Regions from separate parts of the Homo sapiens genome. Here region 1 is linked to region 2. A link is an interaction called in ENCODE POLR2A ChIA-PET data of the cell type or tissue named here. Cell type or tissue: PC-9. All regions are shown on one strand. Links, peaks and the distances in the headings refer to the core of each region. The heading gives the core; the rest is flanking DNA.

The links. ChIA-PET counts read pairs that join two places held together with the same protein. Peaks named below come from ENCODE experiments on the same cell type or tissue, not always from the same donor. Only the 100,000 strongest peaks of a DNase experiment are listed, where the experiment ranks them.
Region 1: POLR2A ChIA-PET joins it to region 2 with 11 read pairs; 2 of 35 experiments call an interaction of 5 or more read pairs at or near these places.

Annotation. Positions count from the first base shown.
Region 1 is chr18:3,702,104-3,714,751 of GRCh38, forward strand. The region is part of intron 7 of DLGAP1 (DLG associated protein 1); the gene reads right to left. Among named protein-coding and RNA genes, the nearest start is that of DLGAP1-AS6, 55 kb to the left of the region's middle. In PC-9, for the core only: no CTCF peak of the experiment used is centred there; a DNase peak (open chromatin) is centred at 9,038.
Region 2 is chr18:3,403,228-3,415,875 of GRCh38, forward strand. It overlaps the pseudogene RPL21P127, a transcript of TGIF1 not described here and the pseudogene BOD1P1. Among named protein-coding and RNA genes, the nearest start is that of TGIF1, 41 kb to the right of the region's middle. In PC-9, for the core only: no CTCF peak of the experiment used is centred there; DNase peaks (open chromatin) are centred at 6,084, 8,224, 8,864 and 9,494; H3K4me3 peaks cover 1,829 bases; H3K27ac peaks cover 4,943 bases.

The DNA.
Region 1 (12,648 bases), core at 2,580-10,579, 300 kb after region 2:
GGCAATGGCACAATCTCGGCTCAATGCAACCTTTGCCTCCCGGGTTCAAGCGATTCTCCTGCCTCAGCCTCCCAAGTAGCTGGGATTACAGGCGTCTGCCACCACGCCCGGCATGAAGTTTCACCATGTTGGCTAGGTTGGTCTCGAACTCCTGACCTCAGGTGATCCGCCCACCTCGGCTTCCCAAAGTGCTGGGATTACAGGCGTAAGCCGCTCCTGACGTCTACCTTGAATTTTAAAATAGCAGGTGTGCTTCATGGTGCTCAATTGGATATGCTTCACAGGAGTAAACATGTTTGGGAAATGTTATCAAAACCAGGAAGGCATAAATTGCTACCTTTCTATGGGATGGCAATAGACAAGTTCCCAAGAGAGGCAGCAACAGACCCCTAGGGGAGAGCCTGGCAGGGTTGTGGACTTCCTGCATGCAGGCGCCCTAGGATCCTGGGCTTCTTCCTAGACCCTTCCCTGGGTTTGAGAGACAGGGGAGCGAGGCAGGCTATGGGATCCTATATGTATCATCTTAGAAGTAATCAGATACAACAAGGTAGCTGGCATCTTAGCAAATCACACAGCTGGAAGACTTTAAGTAAATCTCTGTGGGGAGCCAGAGGGCTCAGATCTGGAAGGAGACAGCTGCTGGATGAGGAATAAGTAACAACTGAAAAGTCAGGGCAGCCCAGTGGCAGGCCCCTTACCAGTGGGGTTGAGGAGAATGACAGGCTCGCTCCTGCAGCCACTCAGGTACAGGCAGTTCATCCAGGAAGCAGTAAGGGACAGAGGGAGAAGAGAGAGGACAGGGATCCAAGTCCCAGAAAGGAGTATAAGATGGAGACTTTGTCTTAGAAATTGACATGAAAGCTTACTTGCTAGGACAAAGGCAAGCAAGGGTCTCTGGAGTGTTCTCAATTCTGTGAAGGCAGGATCAGCCCAGAGCTGGTTAAGATGTGGAGCCTGATGGTGCCAACAGGTCATGAGGCCATTCAGGGAAAACAAGGGTTAGGAAGGAGGATGGGGACCCAGGCACATGATGGCACTAGAGGTCCTGAATTCCAAATTCCAGAATCTTTGAAGTGGTGTCAAGATTGTGTCTCAGGATCACCGGATATAGCTGGTCCTTGGGATGGAATGTGGCGCTGTCCTGACAAAAGACCTGAACTTGCCAACTGAGAGCCTTTGATTCACGTGCTCTGAATTTTATTGCATTTACTCCAAATGCCACTGGGCAGTTGTCCATGCATAGGCTGGAGAAATTAATAGGAAGGGCAAGAAAACATGAGAAGTATCATAAAGAAATACTATAAAGGACAAATAAATGAGACTGGTAGTGAACTAGACAGACACAGAAAATAGAGGACAGAAATTCCCAGAACTGCTTCAAGCACGAAAGTGCAGTGGCCCTGATCTCTGTAGAAGGAGGAGTGTGAGGAGGATGTGTGTTCAGAGGAGAGCGAGTGGCTGTTGTCCACTTGTTTCTTTTTAGAAGACGGAGGGATATTTGAAAGTTCACTAGATATGGACACATTCTCTGCATTCTTCTTCTCTTTTCGTTCTTTTTTGTTTTTTGTTTTTGTTTTTTAATTCTAGAAAAGAATTGTTTCTTATTTTCCTCCCGAAGATGCAACCAAATGCCCTCTTTTCTGGAAACATTTTAGTTGCAGCTTCACAGACTCCATTTACGGTTGACATGCATTCTTTCCCCTATGAACACACCTCAGCAGCCGCCAGAGGGAGACTTTCCACACACGGTTTTTGCGAAGAGAATTTCCTTGGAGATTACTGCACCCTACATGATACAAATTCCTCCCCACGTTCCCCTTCACAGGCAGGGCTTCTAATCTTGACAGTTCCCAGAGCAGCAGTCATGGCTATATCAGGCAATTATACCATTGGGAACATTAGGGCTGCTTTGTAAAACCATAAGCACCCAAGAACAGATACTTTAAAAAATGTAAAAACAAGACAGCAGTGACAGCAGAAAGGACACAGCAGCTGAGTCACCTCACTGCATTTCTCCACATCCTAGCCCCTAGGAGGATGCTCTGCGGGGCCCACGGGAAGGGCTGAGTGCCACATGCCAGGGACCCCAGAGGTTGGCAAGAATGGCTTTGCCTAGAGACCATGCTTCCTTTCAGGTGTTGCAGGGAGAGGTGGCAATTCTGTTTCCCACATTAAAGAAAAAATTGACCGGGTGTGGTGGCTCATGCCTGTAATCCCAGCACTTTGGGAGGTCGAGGCAGGTGGATTACTTGAGGTCAGGAGTTCGAGACCAGCCTGGACAACATGGTGAAACCCTGTCTCTACTAAAAATACAAAAATTAGCTGGTGTGGTGGCAGGCGCCAGTAATCCCAGCTACTCGGGAGGCTGAGGCAGGAGAATCGCTTGAACCCGGGAGGCAGAGGTTGCAGTGAGCCGAGACTGCACCACTGCACTCCAGACTCCAGCCTGGGTGACACAGCGAGACTCCATCTAAAAAAAAAAGAAAAAGAAAAAATTAAATTTCATGACTTAGTGAGAAATGGTCATTTTGGGGGTCCATTGCTTGATTTTTTTTTTTAAATCTTCTTAAACAACTCTGAATTAAAATGTCTGAGAGAACACAGTGACTCATGCCTCTCCACTTCCCAGCTTTCCAACTGAGCAGCCCACTGGGTTGGAGGTATCTTGCCAAGAGGGAAGTATTTTTAATTTGGGCTTTATCTGTCACTCAGCTGTGGTCATAGAGACTGGCAGGAATGCATGCAATTAGAAGAAGAAAGAACACCTTTATGATTCCATAATATTAGTATTTAATGCCTTTTGGATGTTTTGGATAGCAGTCTTGTGTAAAGAGACAAGACATGAATACATGCAAAAGCAAATGAGAAAAGTCAGCATTTATAACACTATATTTGGGGATTCCAGAATTGGGTAATAGAGGACAAAAGTGTGCATCTCTAAGGAGTTATTTCTGTAGTTCAGTTCACAAACTGCAGAGTGGAATAAGCTTAGCAGATAGAAATAAGACATTCAGTTTTTTATTAGAAGAGAAACACACATAATTTGGTAGGGCTATTTAAATTTTTGAGTCAAACGAATTTTGTTGGCATGATGACTTCAGCGAACCATCTGCAAGGCTATCTGAAAGGACTCTAAAATAAATGAAGGGATTATTCCAGTTTATTTTGTGGAAAGAAACATTTTCAACTTTTCAGGCTACTTTTTTTTTTTTTTTCCAGGAAACTTCAGGGGGTTAGAATGCAGTTTTGCTTTGCTCTGTATACCTCCTTGTCAACAGCATTGTGCTTGTATGGTGCAGTATTATAGTTGCAATGAGTTATCTGTATTTATCCCTTAAAAATTTGCTGGAAAATATGGAGCTAAACATATCATACTGATTTAGTCGCAGTATAATTCTTCATAAAAGGCTACTCTGCCCAAACCATCAGACCCCAAGGAGCATTAAAATATTGTTTCACCAAGGGCCCAGGACTTAAACACAATTCCAGACTCAAAATGTCATTTTAACTAAGGTGACCATATATCCCAGTATAATAATAATAATAGTAATTATTATTATTATTATTATTTTTGAGACAGAGTCTTGCTCTGTTGCCCAGGCTGGAGTGCAGTGGCTCGATCTCGGCTCACTACAACCTCTGCCTCCTGGGTTCAAGTGATTCTCCTGCCTTAGCCTCCCTAGTAGCTGGGATCACAGGCCTGTGCTACCACGCGCAGCTAATTTTTGTATTTTTAGTAGAGATGAGGTTTCACCATGTTGGCCAGGCTGGTCTCGAACTCCTGGCCTCAGGTGATCCTCCCTGCTTGGCCTCCCAAAGTGCTGGGATTACAGGCGTGAGCCACCGCGCTCGGCCCCCAGTATAATTATTAATGGTGCATTTTTTTTTTTTTTTGAGATGGAATCTCACTCACTCTGTCGCCCAGGCTGGATCGCCCAGGCTGGATTGCCCAGGCGCAATCTCTGCTCACTGCAACCTCTGCCTTGGGGTTCAAGTGATTCTCCTGCCTCAGCTTCCCAAGTAACTGGGATTACAGGCACTCACCACCATGCCTGGTTAACTTTTTGTATTTTTAGTAGAGACAAGTTTTCACCATATTGGCCAGGCTGGTCTTAAACTCCTAACCTCAAGTGATCCACCCACCTCGGCCTCCCAAACTGTTGGGATTACAGGCGTGAGCCACCACGCCTGGCAAATGGTGCATTTTTCACACTCAGTTTGGAAGATACAATAAATGGCCAGCATGCATTTAATACCAGCCCTGAAGCTTGCAGGGTGATGGACACATAAGGGCCATTGTGTCTCCACACTCAGGAACAGCATTGATGTGCTTAATGAGGACAGGCTGACTCCTTCCCTTCAGCCTTCCTGCAAAGAGCAAGCATCAACAGCTCCCGGGCAAAAATAAAAGGCCAAGGAGCTGGAAAATAGGATATAAATTTTCTTACCCAAAGCTTTCTCACCAAAGCTTGTAGGTATGAAAACGTAATGTTAGTCTGCAAGCATAAATGTTGATGTTGGAGATGGAGCTTATCGAAGGCTTGCACATGTGAGACTCTGAGTGACGTCAGTGATGTGTTGAGCAACATTGTGATCTGGATGCAGAGAGAAACTGAAGAGATGACAGAATGATCTGATACAGACCACAGAGAGGCGACTCCAGCCAGAAGGGTATGTTGACTTACTAGGGGCAAGTAAGCAAGAAACTTCAGGAAAGCACACAGCCCTAAACTAATACGTCCTGGTAGAAAAAAGTTTCCCCAAATGAGAACTTGACAAAGAGGTATTCAAAAGAATACCAACATCTACAAGATATCAGTGCCACTGAGTTTGGGAATGGGCGGAAAAGGAATTTTAATATGGAATTTAAGAGAAGAACTGAGTTCAGCAAGGGAGAACTGAATGACATCAAAGTATTACGCATGCAATTGTGGGTTACATGGAGAATATAATGGAGAAATGGGTTGTTAAGGGACTGATTAATTAGTAAGCCAAGATCTAGTATTTGTTTGCTTATCTCTTATTTACCCACCTGAACCCACCTATCTGAATACAGTTTATATCTTAATATTTCATGACTCTTGCAAGTTCTCTCATTGTACCTCTACGCTCTAAGAAAAGAAAGGGAGAAAGACGGTGGTGTGAAGATCTCTATCTTTGGAAGAGAACTACTTCTCATGCTTTTGATGGAAGCAGAAGAAAATGGACCCTAGACGGGGTGCAGTGGCTCATGCCTGTAATCCCAGCACTTTAGAAGGCCGAGGTGGGTGGATCACTGGAGGTCAGCAGTTTGAGATCAGCCTGGCCAAAATGGTGAAAACCCATCTCTACTAAAAGTACAAAAATATTAGCCAGATGTGGTGGTGCGTGCCTGTAATCCCAGCTGCTCAGGAGGCTGAGACAGGAGAATTGCTTGAATCTGGGAGGCAGAGGTTGCAGTGAGCCGAGATCACGCCACTGCACTCCAGCCTGGGTGACAGAGTGAGTGAGACTCCATCTCAAAGAAAAAAAAAAAAAAGAAAACAGACCCTAGATTATCTTGTGCATGTCTTTTCATTGCGCTTAGAATACTACACTGTAATCGTGGATATATTTGTCTGTTTTCCTGCATTGGTGCTGCGTTCCTGGAAGGTAGAAATCAGTTTCTATGAAGGCAAGGATTATGTCTGCCTGATTGAAAGGGGCTTCTTGGAGCTCTTTGGTCACATTAAACGGGCACAGGAATAAAGTTCTTCTAAAGAAGGGATGTTGGGGCCACTGGGTGACTTGGTGCTTAGGAGCAGAGGACTACCACAGAAGGAACCTCTTCTTGGCCAGGTCTGCAATCTCTTTTGAAATTCAGAATGACATTGTTTCATCCATGAGAAAATGGCAAAAAACTGCATACAACTCATCCTTTGTAATTCCTTTTTTTTTTTTTGAGACAGGGTCTCACTCTGTCACCCAGGCTGGAGTGCAGTGGCGTGACCCCAGCTCACTGCAACCTCCACCTCCGGGGCTCAAGCAATCCTCCCACCTCAACCTCCAGAATAGCTGGGACTACAGGTGTGCACCACCACACCCAGCTAATTTTTGTACTTTTCAGGAGAGACGGGATTTCACCATGTTGGCCAGGCTGGTCTTGAATGCTTGACTTCAAGTGATCCACCTGCCTCAGCCTCCCAAAGTTTTGGAATTACAGGCATGAGCCACTGTGCCCAGCTGTAATTCCTATCTGAGCAAGAACACACATCTGACCGTTGTAAAACAAAATGTTTTTTATTGTGAGAGCTGTGAATTCACCAAGTTGAAGTTCATATGGGGTGATCTTTACCCATTTTGCCTGAGTGGTATCAGGGGTGGAGGAGTCATGTCTTCCTACCCTAGCGCCCAGGATTCCAGCTTCTTGTCAAGGCTCCCTGCAAAGGACAATACAAGTGTCTCATTTCTGCTCCGTTTCCTGCCTCTTCCTCTCCAAGAGCACCTTCAGGAAGGGTGGAGGATGAGGGAATCTGTTTGCGATGGGCATCTGGACTTAAGTGGCTTTAAATTTTGGGGCACACTCTACAACAAGAATTTAAAAGCTTAAGTAAGCACAATCGTAAGTAAGCTAAAGCTTGGAAATGGTAATGAAGGAAAAGGATACAAAAGGACCTGAATTAGCTTTTTCTTGGAGAAAATAAATTGTAAGAGCGTACTTGACAGTACGCGTAAAGAGACTCCTCATTGTGACTCAGATATGACTTTCTGAAGCTTCTCTCCCAGGTGCACATTAGGTGGAAGGAAGAAGGGAGAGAGGACCAGGTTTCTTTAAAAACAGATTTTTCAGGGAAATCTCTGTCTGCCTTTGAGATGCCTTACACCTCTTCAAAAGCCTACAGTTTGGTTGAATCCACTCTCCAAAAAGACTGGGACAGAAAAAAATTTACAAAGTCTATTTGTTTAGTTAATTTATTCAACAAATATTTACTGAGTATTTATTATATGCCAGATACTGGTTATACAACCGTGGAAAAAACATAGTCCTTCCTTCAAAGTGCTCCTATAAATATACACTTGCAAATGATGGCAAGTGCTATGAAGAAAAACTACATAGAAGAACCCAAGTCCTGGGCCTAAATAAAATGAGAAAGCTGCCGTGCAACCTGACATGCACTCCAACCCCCTACACACCTTCCTTCACTCTGTGCTGGCCCAATCTGCCTCCAAATATTTACCGAAGACACCCCTTTAGGAGCCTTCCTAAGACTGAAGAATGTATTTTAAGAATGCTTCACTATACACCAGTAAACCACAGAGCAGTATTGTGCCAGCTCCTTTGATCTGATAAGCTTTGTTCGAATGTGAGCTGAACTGTTAGCATGTTTGACCTGAAGTTGAGTTCTCAACAACGTACCAGTAGAGTTGAAAGTAATTGCACATGTCCACTGTATACAATCCCTTGGTCATTTAGGGAGACAGTACACCAGGCTTTTCAACATTTTTTCAGTCTGTGCAGAACATGTACATTTGCACTGGGTCCTAGAGACTCACTGTAAAGCAGCAGTGCAGAAATTGAAGATTTAGCACATGGTATTGACATGAAAAGTCAATGGAAAAAGTAGGTTTCCATGCAAGACTGTGAACCCCTCCAGGGCAGGCACGATTTCCCCCAGCCCTGCACCCGGGGTTTGGCACAGAGAAGTGTTCAGTGTTTGCGGGACTGAAGGATTCAATAATACTTGATATTCCTCTTTTCTCTGCATTCCTACCGTTGCCATGCCCAGTTAATACTGGAATTAGAAGTAGACAGCATGGGCATAAGGGTATGATCTCCTGCCTCTGAGATCTAAGGAGCCCAGGACAGGCCCAAACCTGGTTTCCTTTATACATCAGTTCACAAAACTAAAACTCAGGTCTATAGAAGATGAATTACTGCTACTCCTACAGCCAATGAGAAGCACATTTAAAATAGGGAGCTGCTATTTTCTGTAGTGGAGGAAGTGATTCTTCCTGTGTGGCTACGTTTAGCACATATAGCTTGGGACATGGATGGATTTATGCTTCTCTGTGCAGTGGGCTCTCTCCATAAATACCCAATGGTCTTTCATTTTACACTAGGAAAGACAAGCTACCAAAACGGAACACTTCTCACACACTCTTATCCTACTCCTACCAAAAGGAAGGAATATTTAGGGAAAATGATTTGAGGGGCTGGGACTCAAGACTCCTTGTGATAAAAAATTCTCACCTGCCCCTGCAGATTTTTGATAGGGGCCCTACGTCATCCCCCGCCCTTTCTCCTCCACACCCAGCTTCAGGCTCTGCAGAGGGACATGAATTTGAATTTTTGTTTGTTTGTTAGTTTATCAAGAAGAGGTATAGGTTTAGAAGGTTAAAGACTCTGGTCTAATGTTCTCCCCACTGTTCCCAGAAAAGCTCCCGTCAAGGACGGTGTCAATGACTGTGGAGAGGAAAGCACAGCCCTCTTTTACTTATTTATTCCATATATATTTTTAAAGCATTCACTATAGATGTCACTGTTCTAAGAGCTGGAGGCATAGTAGTGAACAAGACAGAAAAATTTTTTGGCTGGAATTGAGATGACAAATACACAAGTGAATATTTAATTTCATGTGGCAGTAAGTGTCATGAAGAAAAAGTAAGCATTGCAAAGGACAAGAGATTGACTTGGGGCAGAGCCAAGTGGCCATGAGACAGAGATGTGAACATGGAGTTGGGAGGTGGAGGAAGGACTCCAGGCACGGGTGTAGGGGGTGGGTGGAAGCAGCGCCAGAGCCCTAAGGCAGGAACAAGCTCGCTGGGTTCCAGAAGGTCAGAGCTCTCCATGTGTGGGTCATGGTTCCCTGGTGAGTGTCTAATAAGTAACAGGTGTTCCTGAGAAGGTGGCACACAGAGGTCAGAGGGCAGGGCTAGGGAAACACGGGAGTGAGGGCAAGAAGAAGGCCAGTGCGTCTGCAACAGAAGAGTCCAGAAACACGACAGAGGAAGTCAGAGAGCCAGGAGGGGCCGCCCTGGGCAAGGTCTGGCAGAGACTTGGCTATAAACACGATGATCTCAGCCACAGAGTGTAAGAGGGCAGCACAAAGGGAAGTAAAAACAAAGCCAAGGGCATATCCTTGTTGTTTCAGGCATTTAAATCTGATAAGAACTTGATAACTGGAGAGAATAAAAGCTACAGCTTGATGCCCCTTCTGTAATGACTCCAGTGATCAATGCTTTCATCATGCAAGTGAATCAGATCATATCACTATGAATGATAAAAATTGTGTTAAAGAATAGCCAGGTAAATCGACCTGTTTATAAAATGTATATGCCCAATTAGTCTATTGGAACAAAAATAGAATGTAAAACAAAAAATAAAAATACCCACCTAGGTGAGACAACTTCAACTTCAATCACCTAAAAGTGGCTCACGTATCCCACCCAGATCATCAGCTGTGTTGACTGTGGTGAGGAATAAGACAGAAATCCAGCCGGGTGTGGTGGCTCATGCTTCTAATGCCGGCACTTTGGGAGGCTGAGGCAGGAGGATCACTTGAGCCCAGGAGTCTGAGACCAGCCTGGGCAACACAGCAAAGCTCCATCTCTACAAAGAAAATTAAAATATTAGCTGGCTCAGTGGCACCACCTGTGGTCCCAGCTACTTGGGAGGCTCAGGTGGGAGGCTTGCTTGAGCCCGGGAGATCAAGGCTGTTGTGAGCCATGATCATGCCACTGCACTCCAGTCTGGGCAACAGAGTGAGACCTTGTCTCAAAAAGAAAGAAAAAGAAAAAAATAAAAAAAGGAAGACAGAAATGCATCGGAGTATGAGGTTGTGGTTTAGGGATGGGGAGTGTGGGGATGGGCTGTGGGAAGGGAGGCATACAGAAATGTATAAGGAGGCATGAGTCCTAACAAACTATTCCTGGGTTCTGGCTAGAGGTATTTTTGTGACGATCACACTGACCCCGGTGGGGTGGCATGGGGGGAGCATGGCCTGTTAATGGCTAGAAGTTTGGGTTTTCTTTCTGCTCCTGAAGGCTGAGGCTGCAAACCCAGAACACACACTTACTGAGTGGGGATCTCACTGCACTTTTTGCCTTCTCAATTCTCCTTGAGAAATGCAGCCCCACCTTTATTTCTTGAGTGTTCTAGAAGAGGTGGAAAACAGCCTGGACTGTAGTGGGGGTCAGCCCAGCATCAGTGTGGTAGTGAGCAGGGGTGGACTTCGGGAGCAAGAGCAGCGTTTGCCGCGGGGCTTGCACTCCCAGCAGCTCACCCGTCTCTGTCCTGACCCTCCCTACTGGGCACGCAGGGTCTCTGTAGCACTTGGCCGAGGCCTAGATACCCAGGGTTTCCCACTGGAAAGTCTCACCTGGGGCTCATGCTTCTCACCTGTACCTGTTAACTCCCACAAGGCACTCCTTACAGAACACCTCATGGAATTATTTAACCTCAGTTATTAAGAGCTAATAGGGACCCATAGTGTTATTTTCTCCAAGTAGCGAATAAGCTCTGATTTTAAGCAGGCCCATTACAGGGAGACAATATGGTGCGTGAAATGGCAGTGGTGTCAGGGGGCTAATTACTGGGGAGCTTGTCAAGCCACAGAACTGGCCTGCTAATCATTCCTTGGCTTATTGCAGCTGACGTCATGGGGCTTTCCCACAGTGCATATGGGAAAATGAAGGAGGCAATCACAAGTTTTAGTTAAAGTGCTTAAGTTACTACTTTCTGTAGCTAGCAGGACTATAAGTTTAAGCAAGTGCACCGAAAAGATAGAAGCGGAATCAATTCACTCCTAACTGACTTACCCAGTTGGAAAGGCAAATTCGTGGGAGTGAAGTTGTTCTACTGGTACTGTTTCCTTTACAGAGTTATCCTTCAGATGTGTTCAGAAGGATGGGGCAGGACACAGTGAATATTTGCAAAAGCTCTAGTACTGGCCTTTAAAGCTGTTATTCTTTTCAATCAATCCTCATCAAACCCTGCCTTGGTGCAAAAACCAGATGCAGACTATTGGGAGATCTATATACACAGGATAGACCCTGAACCACCAACAAGTACAGCCTGGGTTCGTGTGGACTCAGGACCATTCTACCGTTTCTCTGTTTCCCTGCTTCTTTGCTGCTGTTCACAGCCGGATCAGCTGAGCTACAGTTTGCACAGCTGCAACTGATTGGACTCCCAGTTGCCTTTTCCAGAACATGCAATTGGTGCCATAATCTACAAAAGAGATATTAACCCCACAACTGAGGAGATTAGGAGCAAAGAATGATAAGAATGAGGACAAGGTCAATCCAAGATGGATGGCGTTGAAGGCCTGTGGACACATCGCTCAGATAACTGAAGTTTTTACAGTAATTGGAAAGATTTGTGCATGTGGGGGAGGCTTCAGTCTAAAAGGGGAAATGAGTAAATGTTACAGTGGCTTGTTAGTAGTTAGAAGAATGAGCATGTGCAAATTGCTGTTTGGGATCAAATTAAGGCATATGGTATAAGATAGAAGTATGCTCAGTGGAGGCAGAAGCAATAAGCGGCACATTGATGAATTATGCCTTTGCTTATACTTCTATTTTCAGAATTTGCTTTAGGTCTTCCACTTGATTGTATCTTCAGTAATCATAAGTATTTGGTGGTCCTTCCTCTGATATGAAGCGTGACACTTGTGTGATAGAAAGAAACATGTTTATGACACAGAGCACTCAGGAGAGCCTGGCGCACTGCAGATGTTCAGTGGGTGTCCACGGTGGGACTGCTGTGCAGAGTACTCACATTTGAACATATGGGAAATCCAAAAATAAAAGGTTTTGAGGATGATTTACCATGTTGGATTACATAGGAAAACAGGCAGCCAAGTGGGGACACTGTCAGGATTCCGCCCTATTCTGAAACACCCACATATCCTCACAGCATCGTCCGAGGATGTGCCCTGGGAAGCCGACTTGATCAACCAATTCTGTTCCAATGCTTCTGGAGGTACGGTGTTAACATCAGAAACAATTTCTTAGGAAAGAATTTTATCTAAGCACCACAAGTTTCTTAATCCCCTTTTTTAAAAAAACAATTTTGATTCGAAATTAATTCCAGGGGAGACAGATATGGGTGTCCTGTTCAGTCATATAATCCTATGAAGACTTTCCATGGAAGCAAAGCAAAACAACGTATGATTTTCTAAGACAGTTTAGGGTTTTCTGCTATGCAGCTGAAATCTAGAAGAGTCGTTTTTGGAAAGAATCACTACAAACTACATGCTGTTTTGAATAGTCCATTGTTTCTCAAACACAGCCATAGGTTGTGCATGAGTAGATGGATGTATAGCCCCAGAAGGGATGGAAATACAATCCCAGAAGGGATGACGGTACAACCCCACAAGGATGGAGATGCACCCCCAAATGGGAGGCTCTGGATAACACGTACAGTTCCTATTAATGTTCATGACAAAACCTAAGCACTAGGCTGAAAATCAGCTTTGGTTTGCTCATCATCTTGGGTTGAAAGCCTCCTGTTGCACACATTCAGCTTGACTGCCACAGCATACTAATAGGTTTAAAAGAATTAGCTGATTACGTGGTTTTTTTTTTTTTTTTTTTTTTTTTAGAGGGAGTCTCGCTCTGTCATGCAATGGTGTGATCTTGGCTCACTGAGACCTCCACCTCCCAGGTTCAAGAGATTCTCCTGCCTCA
Region 2 (12,648 bases), core at 1,798-9,797:
AAGCCAAGCACTGCTTGTGACACCAGAAACTAAGAGAAAGGCATGCACAGATTCTCCCTAGAGCTTTTGAGAGAGCATGGCCCTACCAACGCATTAATTTCAGACTTCCAGCCTCCAGAAGTATGAGATGATAAATTCCTGTGTTCTGAAGCCACCCAGCTGTGATATTTTGCTATCACAACCCTGGGGAATAAAAACAGATGGGAACAGATGTACCCACCTGTCTTTGTGTCTATGACATAGTACAAAGGGCATAGGCTTTGGGGTCCAGCAGAAATGGAAATTAACCCCAACCCAGTCAATTCTTTCCTATGTGACTTTACACAGGGTAATTAGGGTAGCCGATTTCCTCAGCAACATGATAGAAATAAGATCTTCATAAGATACAGGCATGGTGGTGCATGCCTGTAATCCCAGCTATTCAGGAGGCTGAGGCAGGAGGATAATTTGAGCCCATGAGTTAGAGACCAACCTGAGCAACATAGCAAGACTCCATCTCAAAAAAAAAAAAAAAAAAAAAAAAGATTGTTGAAGGCATCAATTGGTGATTGGTGAATATATGAAAGTTATGGGACACATAGTTTCTCAAAAAATACTAATTTACAACCTGTATATATGAGCTCATTTAAGTAGTCCGTTAATATTATTTTATGTGGTCAAGGAAATTAAAAGCTTTTTTTTCTTTTCAATAATTAAAAAAAAAATAGTATCTATAAATCTGAACTTCTAGTGACCTGGATGTTCAGTAACATTTTTGTCAGTAATGATAAAAAAATGAATTATTCATAGTTAATGGGAAATAGACAACCATTTTATTTATGTGCTCTACAGTTCTGTTCAGTCAAAGAAACTCTAGTCCCCTGGTTTAAAGAACACTCTGGAAAGGAAGTGTCCCACACAAGAGATGTGGTGGATGAAAACTCCCTATAAAAAGTTTATCCCTTTAATTATATGCTAAAAATATATATTTTTAGAAATAGTAAAATGATAGTCTTTCCAAGAGTACTGTAATGTGAATTATCCAACCTAATGACTCAGTTTAAAAGTCTGAATTATGTATTAGTCTCACTAGAAAGGGATAAAATTTGTCATTCAGTATGGGGGAATGACATATTATTTATGTGATCATCCTTCTGAGATCCCATTAAAATAATAGTAAAGAAATTAGGCTGGGCATGGTGGCTCATGCCTGTAATCCCAGCACTTTGGGAGGCCTAGGCGGGTGGATCACGAGGTCAGGAGATCGAGACCATCCTGGCTAACACGGTGAAACCCTGTCTCTACTAAAAATACAAAATAAAATTAGCTGGGCGTGGTGGTGGGTGCCTGTAGTCCCAGCTACTCGGGAGGCTGAGGCAGGAGAATGGCATGAACCCAGGAGGCGGAGCTTGCAATGAGCCAAGATCGCACCACTGCACTCCAGCCTGGGCAACAGAGCGAGATTCCGTCTCAAAAAAAAAAAAAGAAAAAAGAAATTAAAAGAGGCAGAATCTAAGGGCAAAGGTCAATTAAGAGAAAAGAAAGATCTAATGATGATCACCGATCATCATCAGTGATCTAAATCTTTCAATAAACTTCTAGAAGACAGAGCAGGAAGTGATAACTAGAGAAACACAGTGGAGGTAAAGGAACTCAAAATATGCCACTCAGGCTGGGCACAGTGGCTCACACCTGTAATCCCAGCACTTTGGGAGGCAGAGGCAGGTGGATCACCTGAGGTTGGGAGTTCAAGACCAGCCTGACCAACATGGACAAAACCCCGTCTCTACTAAAAATACAAAATTAGCTGGGCATGGTGGCGCATGCCTGTAATCCCAGCTACTCTGGAGGCTGAGGCAGGAGAATCGCTTGAACCCGGGAGGCAGAGGTTGCAGTGAGCTGAGATCACACCACTGCACTCCAGCCTGGGCGACAGAGTGAGACTCCATCTCAAAAAATATAAATAAATAAATAAATATGCCACTCTGGCAAATAGACTATTTTGAGTTAAGGGTCTTGAAAAAAACAGCAAGAACAAGATCACTCTGACCTTCCTACTGCTTATTAAAAGCAGATGATTAAATTCCTGTGTGACAAATGTTCTCCCTGTACCGGAAGGAAAATATCACTCTTATCATCATCAAGGACAAGAAGTTGAGGCCAAGGAAAATCTGTACCAACAAACCATGTTAGACTAATCCTTATCCTCCCAGCCACTTCTCTGTCCAATGAACCACCCTAGCTCAAGCTCCTTTGCCTTGTCACATTTTCACAATTTACTTTGCGTTGTCTACTTCAGTATCTCTGTGTTTATCTCTAACTGCCTCCTTGAGTCTCCATTCCTTTTTGAAGGCTCCCATGCCATGTAAAACTTGCATTAAATAAATGTGCATGCTTTTCTTCCACTGCTATAGCTTATGTCAATTTAAGTATCAGGCTCAGCCAAAAAACCCTAAAAGGGTAGAGATAAAAATTTTGCTTCCTCTATAAAGGGAATTTCAGCCAGAAGGATGCATGGAGAGACCATATCTGTGAAGGAAGCCAATCTGCCTGCAGGACCCAATGTGCACGGGCTCAGAAAATTCACTTCCCGCATTATCTTTTCTTTGCAAATTAATTGGCAATGTGCCTCAACAATACAAAAGAGTAAAGCAAGGAAAAGACACGAGGATCCAGGAAACAGTGGTTTCAAATGAGGTAAGTAATTAAGGGAAGTCCCTGGGTGATAGCTGTGTAGCAGATCAAGGCAGCAAGCAACAAAGGCCTTAGGAGGAAGTTATCTTGAGGAAAAAAGAGAGTTGAGTATTTTTCAAAATCTTACACTAACTTTGAGATTTTGTAATAATAGAAAGATACCAACAATACACAAATAAAAAGAAAGATAGGAGAACAAGTAGAAAGCCACCTTATTAGGATAATTTGACTGCAAGCAGCAGGAAAACCAAACCCAAAACGCTTAAAAATAAGACATTTACTATCTGACATAACAAGAGCTTCATAGGCAGGGAAGCTTCAGTTGACTGGTTAATTCAGTATCTGATTCTTCAAGTGCATAGGTTCTTTACATTTCTCTTTTGTTTTTTCTTTTTCTTTTTCTTTTGACAGTCCAGAGATCTTTTATCTTTTTAACACCTATGATGCCATGAATTCATGGGGAATAGGTTCCAGCAGCTCAGGCTGCTTCCCATTGGTTCTCACACAGTGTGCTTCTCTGGGTGGAGCAGGCTGGGGCTTCAGTTGAACCCAGGTGCCTTTCTCTTTGGCTTCTTTATTTTTCTGACCATTTTCCTTCACGCGTCTCAGGAAGCTATCTCAGCTCTTAGAGTGCTTAATATGCTCAATACGCACATTAATTCTTTTGGCAAGAATCTTGCCCTTGTTTGTTTATGCAATGCCAACAGCATGCTGGGGAACATTGTAGACTCTTCCAGTTTTGCCAAGGTAACACTTGTGGGGCATTCCTTTTTGGACAGTACCCATTCCCTTGATGTCTACAATGTCACCTTTCTTATAGATTTGCATATACGTGGCCAAAGGAACAACTCCATGTTTTCTAAAAGGCCCAGAGAACATATATCGGGTGCCTCTCCTCTTTCCTTTTGTGTTTGTCATTTTGACAAATTACTGGAAGATGGCGATTCCGGCCAAAAGGCTACATCTTTCTTTCTGCCATCTTCACTCATCCAAAGGCAGGCTCCCCTCACGGTGACAAGATGTACATGCTCTTTTAGGGTTCATATCCAACATGGCAGAATCCCAAGAAAAATACTCTATCTCCCTTAGAGAAAGGAAAACTTTCCAGAAGCCCCTAGTAGGCATTTTCTCCCATCTCATTGGCTAAAATTGTATCCTGTGCACATCTGAACAACTACTGGAAAAGAAAATGGAACCACTGCAGCAGGGATTGTTAATTGCCCCTCAATATCCATCTCCCCCTCCTTCCTTTCTATGATAGAACTTCTCTGAATTGTATCTCCACACGTAATCACCAAGCTAGAAGCAACTTTTCCCATCCTCCCTTGCACCTAGGTGTGGTCATGTTACTACGTTCTGGCCAATAGGATATGAGTGGAAATGATGTGGGCAATTTGTAAATTTTTCTTTAAAAGAAGTTGTGTGCTCTCCACTGGCTCAATTCCTCCATTCTGGCTAATATGAAGATTTGGTGGTAGTAGGTCAGCTTCAAACATGAAGATGAGGGCAGCTCCCAAGGAGATGACAGAGCCATGGGTAGAAGGAGCCTGGGGACCCAGGACATTTTCTTGATGCTCAGCCTCTCTATCCTCTTACACTGTAGGCTAGCTAGGAATTCTATCTGACAGAGAGGTCCACTCTATTTATTTTGGTGACTATTAAAGTAGTGGCAGGGGCCAGGCGTGGGCTCATGCCTGTAATCTCAGCACTTTGGGAGGCTGAAGCAGGCAGATCACTTGAGGTCAGGAGTTTGAGACCAGCCTGGTCAACATGGTGAAACCCCATCTCTACTAAAAATACAAAAATTAGCCAGGTGTGGTGACAGGCGCCTGTAATCCCAGCTCTCAAGAAGCTGAGACATGAGAATCGCTTGAACCTGAGAGATAAAGGTTGCAGTGAGCCAAGATTGTGCCATTGCACTCCATCTTAGGTGACACAGTGAGACTCTGTCTCATAAATAAACAAATAAATAAATAAAGTAGTGGCGGGTGCTGTGGCTTATGTCTGTAATCCCATCAATTTGGGAGGCCAAGGCGGGTGGATCACCTGAGGTCGGGAGTTCGAGACCAGCCTGGCCAACATGGTGAAATCCTGTCTCTACTAAAAATACAAAAATTAGCCAGGTATGGTGGCAGGCACCTGTAATCCCAGCTACTTGGGAGGCTGAGGCATGAGAATTGCTTGAATCCAGGAGGCGGAGGTTGCAGTGAGCCAAGATTGCGCCACTGCACTCCAACCTAGGCAACAGAGTGAAACTCTGTCTCAAAAAACAAAACGAAACAAAACAAAACAACAAAAAAACCCAGAAACTTCCTAAAGTAGCCAAAGCAATATCCCGATTACTGCAGTGGCCATGCTTCCCTTAGACCAATGGTTCTCAAAGTATGATTACCATACTGAGAGCACCAGCATCACCCAGGAACTTGTTGGAAATGTACATTCTTGGGTCTTGCCCCAGACCTACTGAATTGGAATGTCTGTGAATGGATCCCAGCAACCTGTTTTTTGTTTTGTTTGTTTTGTTTGAAACAAAGTGAGACCCTGTCTCAAAATAAATAAATAAAAGAAAAGAAAAAAGAAACTTAAAAAGAGAAGAGATGTAAGAAAATGGGAAGAGATAAAGTCAATAGGCGACATCATGAGAAATGAAGGTGCTAATTTAAAATCATAAATGCAAGGAAAGAGGAATTCAAAATAAGAACATAATTCTATTATTAGAAGGGGCTGGGTAAATGTGCATTAAATCTTCATTTTGCATAAAAAGAAAGTCAATAGATAGTTCCCGAAAATACTATATTAAGGCCAAACAAGGTGGTGCATGCCTCTAATCCCAAGGCTGTGGGAGGTTTGAGGCCTGGAGGCAACATAATGAGACCACCATTTCTACCAAAAAAAAAATTAATGAATTAATTATTTTGAGATGGAGTCTTACTCTGTCGCCCAGGCTGGAGTGTAGTGGCACAGTATCAGCTCACGGCAACCTCCCCCTCCCGGGTTCAAGCAATTCTACTGCCTCAGCCTCCCAGGTAGCTGGGATTACAGGCATGCGTCACCAGGCCTGGCTAATTTTTTTGTATTTTTTTCAGTAGAGATGGGGTTTCACCATGTTGGCCAAGTTGGTCTCGAACTCCTGACCTCAGGTTATCCGCCCACCTCAGCCTCCCAAAGTGCTGGGATTACAGGCGTGAGCCACCGGGCCCAGCCAAAAAAATTATTATTATTTTTTAAATTAACCAGGCGTGATGATGGACGCTTGTAACCTCTCATCAGGCTTAGGTGGGAAGATGGATTGAGCTCAAGAATCTCAAAGTCACAGTGAGCTCTGATTGTGCACTCTAGCCTGCGTGACAGAATAAGATCCTGTCTCTAAAAACAAAACAAAACAAACAAAGCTATAAAATACTGTATCAAGAAACAACTGCCAGGCACGGTGACTCATGCCTGTAATCCCAGCATTCTGGGAGGCCAAAGCAGGTGGATCACTCGAGCTCAGGAGTTTGAGACCAGCCTGGGCAACATGATGAAACCTGATCTCTACAAAAAAATACAAAAATTAGCCGGGCATGGAGGCATGCAGCTGTAGTCCCAGCTACTCAGGAGGCTGAGGTGGGAAGATTGTTTGAGCCAGGGAGGCCGAGGCTGCAGTGAGCCAAGATGGTGCCACTTCACTCCAGCCTGGGTGATAGAGCAAGACCCTGTCTCACAAAAACCAAAACCAAAGCAAAATAATACCTGCGTTAGCATATTGTTTAAGGATATGAGGCAATCACCATAAGAATAAAAACAGAGACGATTCAACTAGTTAAAAAGAATTTTCCCTTTGGGATGGGGACTGTGAGAGGAGAGCTATTGATTTTCATTATAAATCCTTCTGTACTATTTAATTTTTTTTTAACCTAGGGCATATATGCTTATAATGAACCATTGAAAAATTATGCTTTCAGAGGGGCTATACACAAGGTGGGACAGAGTCCTCCCGCTCTGAGAGTCTCTTTGTGAAGGTCTGCTTTGTCCAGGAGGGGGTCACCAGAATGTTTGCAGAGCCTCCGCCAGCCCTGTCTCATGAGGCAGCTTTACAAATGGTCGGATGGGACAGGGTCTCTGACAAAAGGCCCTCTCCTCATTGGCATAATCCTTTAGACAGCTGTACCGGGTGAATGGGAACCGCTCAGAGCAGTCTGTTGGCAGGCTTGCTGCTGTCACCTCTTGTAGAATTTCCTCTCGACCACCCTGCTCTCTCGTTCAGATGTCCAACACACAGCCTTAATGGGTAATGGATGTTTTCACCTGGAGAATCCTCCTCATTAGCCTCTCAGTTCTGACCAGGAGGCTGAATGTTCACAACATGGAAAGTCATAATATTTCAACAATCATTGGCCCCAAAGCACTTGTTCAAACAGTAATAGTAGTTAGTATGTTGTAAGAAGATCAGTTAAACCATGTCTATGTCTTTACATTTAGCTGGTATGTTTCCTCCTACCATACTGTCCTGTTTGTGATTTACTCTGTACCCAAAAGCTGATGTCAGACTCTCTGCTTTCAACACCAAGTAATTATGGGTGGAAATGGGGGAGGTTGAAGTGGTTTGGGAGTGGAGTGACATGTAAGGTAATAGCTTTCAGATCATTTCCGGTGGCGCTTTGGTGTGCTACAAAGATACTTTCATTGAAATGTCCCAGGGATTGGTCCGGACCCTGGATCTTACCTCACTTGAATCAGAGTAGCTCATTTTTTTTTTTTTTTTTTTTTTGAGACAGAGGCTCACTCTGTTGCCCAGGCTGGAGTGCAGTGGCACGATCTCGGCTCCCTGCAACCTCCACCTCCTAGGTTCAAGCAACTCTCATGTGTCAGCCTCCTGAGTAGCTGGGATTACAGGTGTCCGCCACCATGCCCAGCTAATTTTGTTTTTTTTCTGTATTTTTAGTAGAGATGGGGTTTTGCCATGTTGGCCAGTCTGGTCTGGAACTCCTGACCTCAAGTGATCTGCCCACCTCGGCCTCCCAAATTGCTGGGATTACAGGTGTGAGCCTCCGTGCCTGGCCAGCCCACTTAATCTTAAATGCAGTCTTTCACTTCATACAACACACAGGAGATAGGATGCAGCAAGTTAGAAAAATTACTCATACCACCTCCCAGATGTGCAAAGAATTTAGAGTGCATTTTCCCTATGCGTGCTCATTTAGAAGCACATCTGCTCCTCTTCACCTCCCAGGTAGCAGGGGAAAGGCTAGATTTAATCTTGTTACAATATTTCCATTTCTTCTCATTGATACAGGCTTGTTTCAGTGTAAACATTTGGTCCATTTGAAGTTCAACTTCCCACTAGTGCTAATGAAAATCTTTACCTGGTTGAGTAAATGTTTTCAGGTAAAATACTCTATCTCTCAAATTTAGTCTCCTCTTCCTCTTCCTTGACCTGGTAGAAAGGGCAGGACTTACTATATCCTTGTGATGCCTGTAGGATAAAAGGGTTCCTGAGTGGTATGTTGTCTCAGGCCTCCTCTGGTCTCAGAGGCAATGCCCCATGCCTGCCTGATTACTGTTTGCTCTGCTGCTGTTGGGGGGTGAAATTTGCTGCTGGGATCATTCGTGGCTTGGTCAGTGCCCAGTGGGCTGTCTTCAGTAAAGTCACTCCCTCTGAGCCTATGCCACAACCCCCACCAAAACTCTCCCCCGTTGGAGCCACACAAGCTCCTGCTGTCAAGCCCTCTCGCTCTTGCCCTCTGGGGACCCAAAAGGCCCCTGGTCCTCAAGTCAGCCACCTCTGTGTCTTCCTCCATCCAAAAGACCTGCAGGAGCTTCTGAGCCTGGTGACACTTGCTGGGGACCAAGACCATCCTACTCCGCCCCAGCCACGCTGCATGACCTCATCTCAGCCCAAAAACAGACATTGGGAACATCTGACCATCCATCCCGTTCCCCCGCTCTTTTTGGCTACCTGCAGTGACCCCAGCAGCAGGGGCGGGAGTTGCCTGCCCTCTTCCAGCCTGGAAGAGCATCTGTCCTACGCTCCTCCTTCCGGGAGTGACTCCCGCCCGCATCTCGGGGTGGGAAGGGTTCAGGAAACACAGACCAGCTTATCTTAAGGAAGCCTGGTCGGGAATCTTTCAAAAACACATCTGTTACAAGGGGGAAAGACACCTCCAGGACAACAGTGATTTGCCTCAGCGGGGCAAAGGCCAGGCCTGACGGAAGAGCCCAGCCTTCGCCGAGGGCCGCAGGGAGCCAGAGACTCGAGCCTGCGGTTCCAGCCCCGCCGCGGTTCCGGCCCCGCCGCGATCCCGAGGCCTGCGCATGCTCGGTGCTGCGCGGGGCTCCCTCCTTACCGCAGGAGCTCCTCATCGAGAAACCCAGGTAAGTCCTGCCCCTTCTACCAGGTCAAGGAAGAGGAAGAGGAGACTAAATTTGAGAGATAGAGTATTTTACCTGAAAACATTTACTCAACCAGGTAAAGATTTTCATTATTTTCATTAGCACTAGTGGGAAGCTGAACTTCAAATGGACCACATGTTTACACTGAAACAAGCCTGTATCAATGAGAAGAAATGGAAATATTGTAACAAGATTAAATCTAGCCTTTCCCCTGCTACCTGGGAGGTGAAGAGGAGCAGGTGCGCTTCTAAACGAGCACGCATAGGGAAAATGCACTCTAAATTCTTTGCACATCTGGGAGGTGGTATGAGTAATTTTTCTAACTTGCTGCATCCTATCTCCTGTGTGTTGTATGAAGTGAAAGACTGCATTTAAGATTAAGTGGGCCCCCAGGACCTGGCACAGGCTGTGGTTCCTTATATCGAGTGGCATGACTGCATTCCGGCCTTTGCCGTTGACTCATTCTTTGCCCTTGTCAAGTTTCCTAGCCTGAGTCGGTTTTTCCCCTTCTCGTTAGAGCTGATGATAAAACAGACTTACCTAGCCAGGGCAACACAGGGAGACCCTGTCTCTACAAAAAATAAGAAAATAAAATATTAGCCGAGTGTGGCGTCACACGCCTGTAGTCCTATCTACTTGGGAGGCTGAGACAGGAGGATCTCTTGAGCTCAGGAGTTCAAGACTGCAGTGAGCTGTGATGGCGTCACTGCACTCCAGCCTGGGCGACAAAACGAGGCTCTGTCCCCAAACACCAAAAACCTCACAAGGCTCTTCCAGGTATGAGATAATATATTGAATGTCCCTTGGTGAATTCAGAAATGCTGGGGATAAAATATATGTAAATCTCAAATACATCCGGATTATTAATAGTGTAATGTCTACAAAGAAATGCTCATTGTCTCGCTAGCATTCTTTTATTTAATAGAGTAAAAAAGAATGAGGATTTTTAAAAAATTAAATTCACGGAACTGTTTTTATGTTAAAGGATGGGAACATGGCTTATGAATATTTTTATTCTTCTTGGCCCTGCCCTTGTACAATAAAGTTTGCTAACTACCATTATCTCATTTGCCACTCATTAATCCAGAGAGATTTATTTAGAATCATTAAAGTTTCTCACCCCAAAATCAGGTTGAGATTTGATTCGAATTTTATTAAACCTGACATCTTTATAATATTGAAACTTTCAGGAAAATGATAGTTTCCTTTGCTTATTCGAGTTGTTATTTTTCTCTGAGTAGATTTTGGAGTTCTCTTCATAGAGTCTAGTATTCTTTATAAAGATTATTCTTGAGAATTTTATAAGGTTTTTTTTTGGCCTGGACGGTGGCCAACGCCTGTAATCCTAGCACTTTGGGATGCCAAGGCGGGAGGATCACTTGAACTCGGGAGTTCAAGACCAGCGTGGGCAACACAGGGAGACCTCGTCTCTATAATTTTTTCAATTAAAAAAAAATTTTTTTCTGATTACAAATGAGACTTTTCTCTCCTTCATGGTTTTAACTGTTTATAGAAGATATATCGTCAAGGGAATTATTTTTACAAATTCATTCTATGGCTGCCGTAATAAAAATAACAAGAGTGATACAAAAAGTACAGTTGTATCTTAAAGTATTGAGCAGTTGCCAAATGGCAGGCACTATGTCGTGGGTTTTAAATGTATTTTCTCAGCAAATCTTCACAATAATCCTATAAATTAATTATAGTTATTATCCTAATGTGTAGATGAAAAAACAAACCCAGTGAGATGACATAATTTGCCTAAGGTCACAGAGTTCATTACTAAGCACTAATTAATTCTCTTAGGTTTTCTAGATACACAATCGTATCATTTATACAAAATGACAGTTTTGTCTCCTCTTCCCAAGGCTGTGTGTCCAATTTTTGTTCTACACTTTACTGAACTGGTCATAATTATATTACAATGTTAAGTAATTATTCTCACTTAAATACTTCTAAACCCTTTTCCATTCAGTGGATATGAGTATATGATGCTGCAGTCAATGGAAATAATGATCACAATAATCCCTAACACTTACTGTGAACCCAGGCAGTCTGAGTCTAGAATTGATATTCTCATTTACACAACTAATTCAAGAGCTACTGCACCTTATTATAGCATGTTCCAGGCCACTCTAGCATGATCCACATGTTTCAAACCTTCTCCACCACCTCCCTTCAGTTTTCTGGCTTTGTAGCCAGAGTTCATCTCTAAGTCTAGCCCCAGTTGGGTTGGTGATCCTGTTTACCGTGAATCTAATCTTGTACTTTCTTATGACATACTTCTAGTAACGGTCCCTTGGCTCTACCCAGTGAACTTAAAGAGGTGACCCATCTGTGTCCTCTCTAGACCTCAGAACCCCATCCTATTTAAGTCCAGTTTCCTTTTACCAACAGATGAAGTCTCTCTCAACATTCCTTTCAAATATCTTTGAAAACAGAAAATAAGGAATTTCAAGAATTTTTTTTCATCAAAACCCCATAATATTCTATGCCAGCATGGTGGTGCACAGCTGTAGTCCAAGCTACTCTGAGGCTGAGATCAGAGGATCACTTGAACCAGGAGTTCAAGGCCAGCCTGGGAAAAGTAAAGAGACCTCTCCTCCCCATGTCTCTAAAAAATAAAAATATTGAAAGACCCAATGTCCAATGTCAGAAAGATCAAGGAGAAAGTGATACTTTTCTACACTACACTTCTAAATTCTTTCTAAAGGGCAATTTGACAATGCATGTAAAAAATTTTGCATATTCCTTGACTCAGAAATCTTACTTATTGGCCTCCTTCTCCTCCACCCCTGTCACCACCTCTGTCCTGGAGAAGAAGCCATATTTGGTCTCCCTCAATGGCTGAGACAGAGGCAACGCAGGCACCATGATCCCGGCTCTGCCTTCCGGCGACCCGGAGCTCATTGCTCTCATCCTGGAGTGGCTCAAGAGCCAGGCCCGTTTGGCAGCTTCTGTCGATGCTGCCTGGCCCCTGTGGACACCAAGCCAGCTTACCAAAACCAGAGGCAGAAAGCTGAGGGTTCGGTGTCCACACACCTGGATGAGCAGAACTGGAATCTTATGATGCGCAAAAGCCTATTGCGAAATGGTCAGAGGCAGAGTGAGATTCAGTCAGGGACATTGGAAGCTGGAGTAGACAGGGTTATTTCTCAGGCAGAGGATCCAAAATTAAACCACATCCTCAGGCCACCAACGGAAGGAGCAAGTCATGAGTTCCTGGGTGCCCAGAAGACAGCAATGGTGCCAGCACCCCCTTTAGAGCCCGCAGACCAGGACCCTCCAGCTCCAGCCTAGGGCGGTTCTCAGGAACATGCCCAACGCCTTTTGAAAGCTCTATTTAATTATCGGTGAAGAAGTGACTTTGGTTACATAAGAGTGCAACTTCAGAATGAAGATAGGCCAAGGTCTCACTGATTTCAAGATTTCGGCCTTGACTGTGGGCAGTGTCCAAGTTTGAATGGGGGGCAAGTTTGGCAGTGGGGATGTTGACCAATTTGTCCCCTGCATTGTGCTGCCATTTGGTCAGCCTGTCCAAGGATACAACACCCGGTAGACACTACAGAGAGATAAAGAAACACTATAGTAACTTGGGATTGT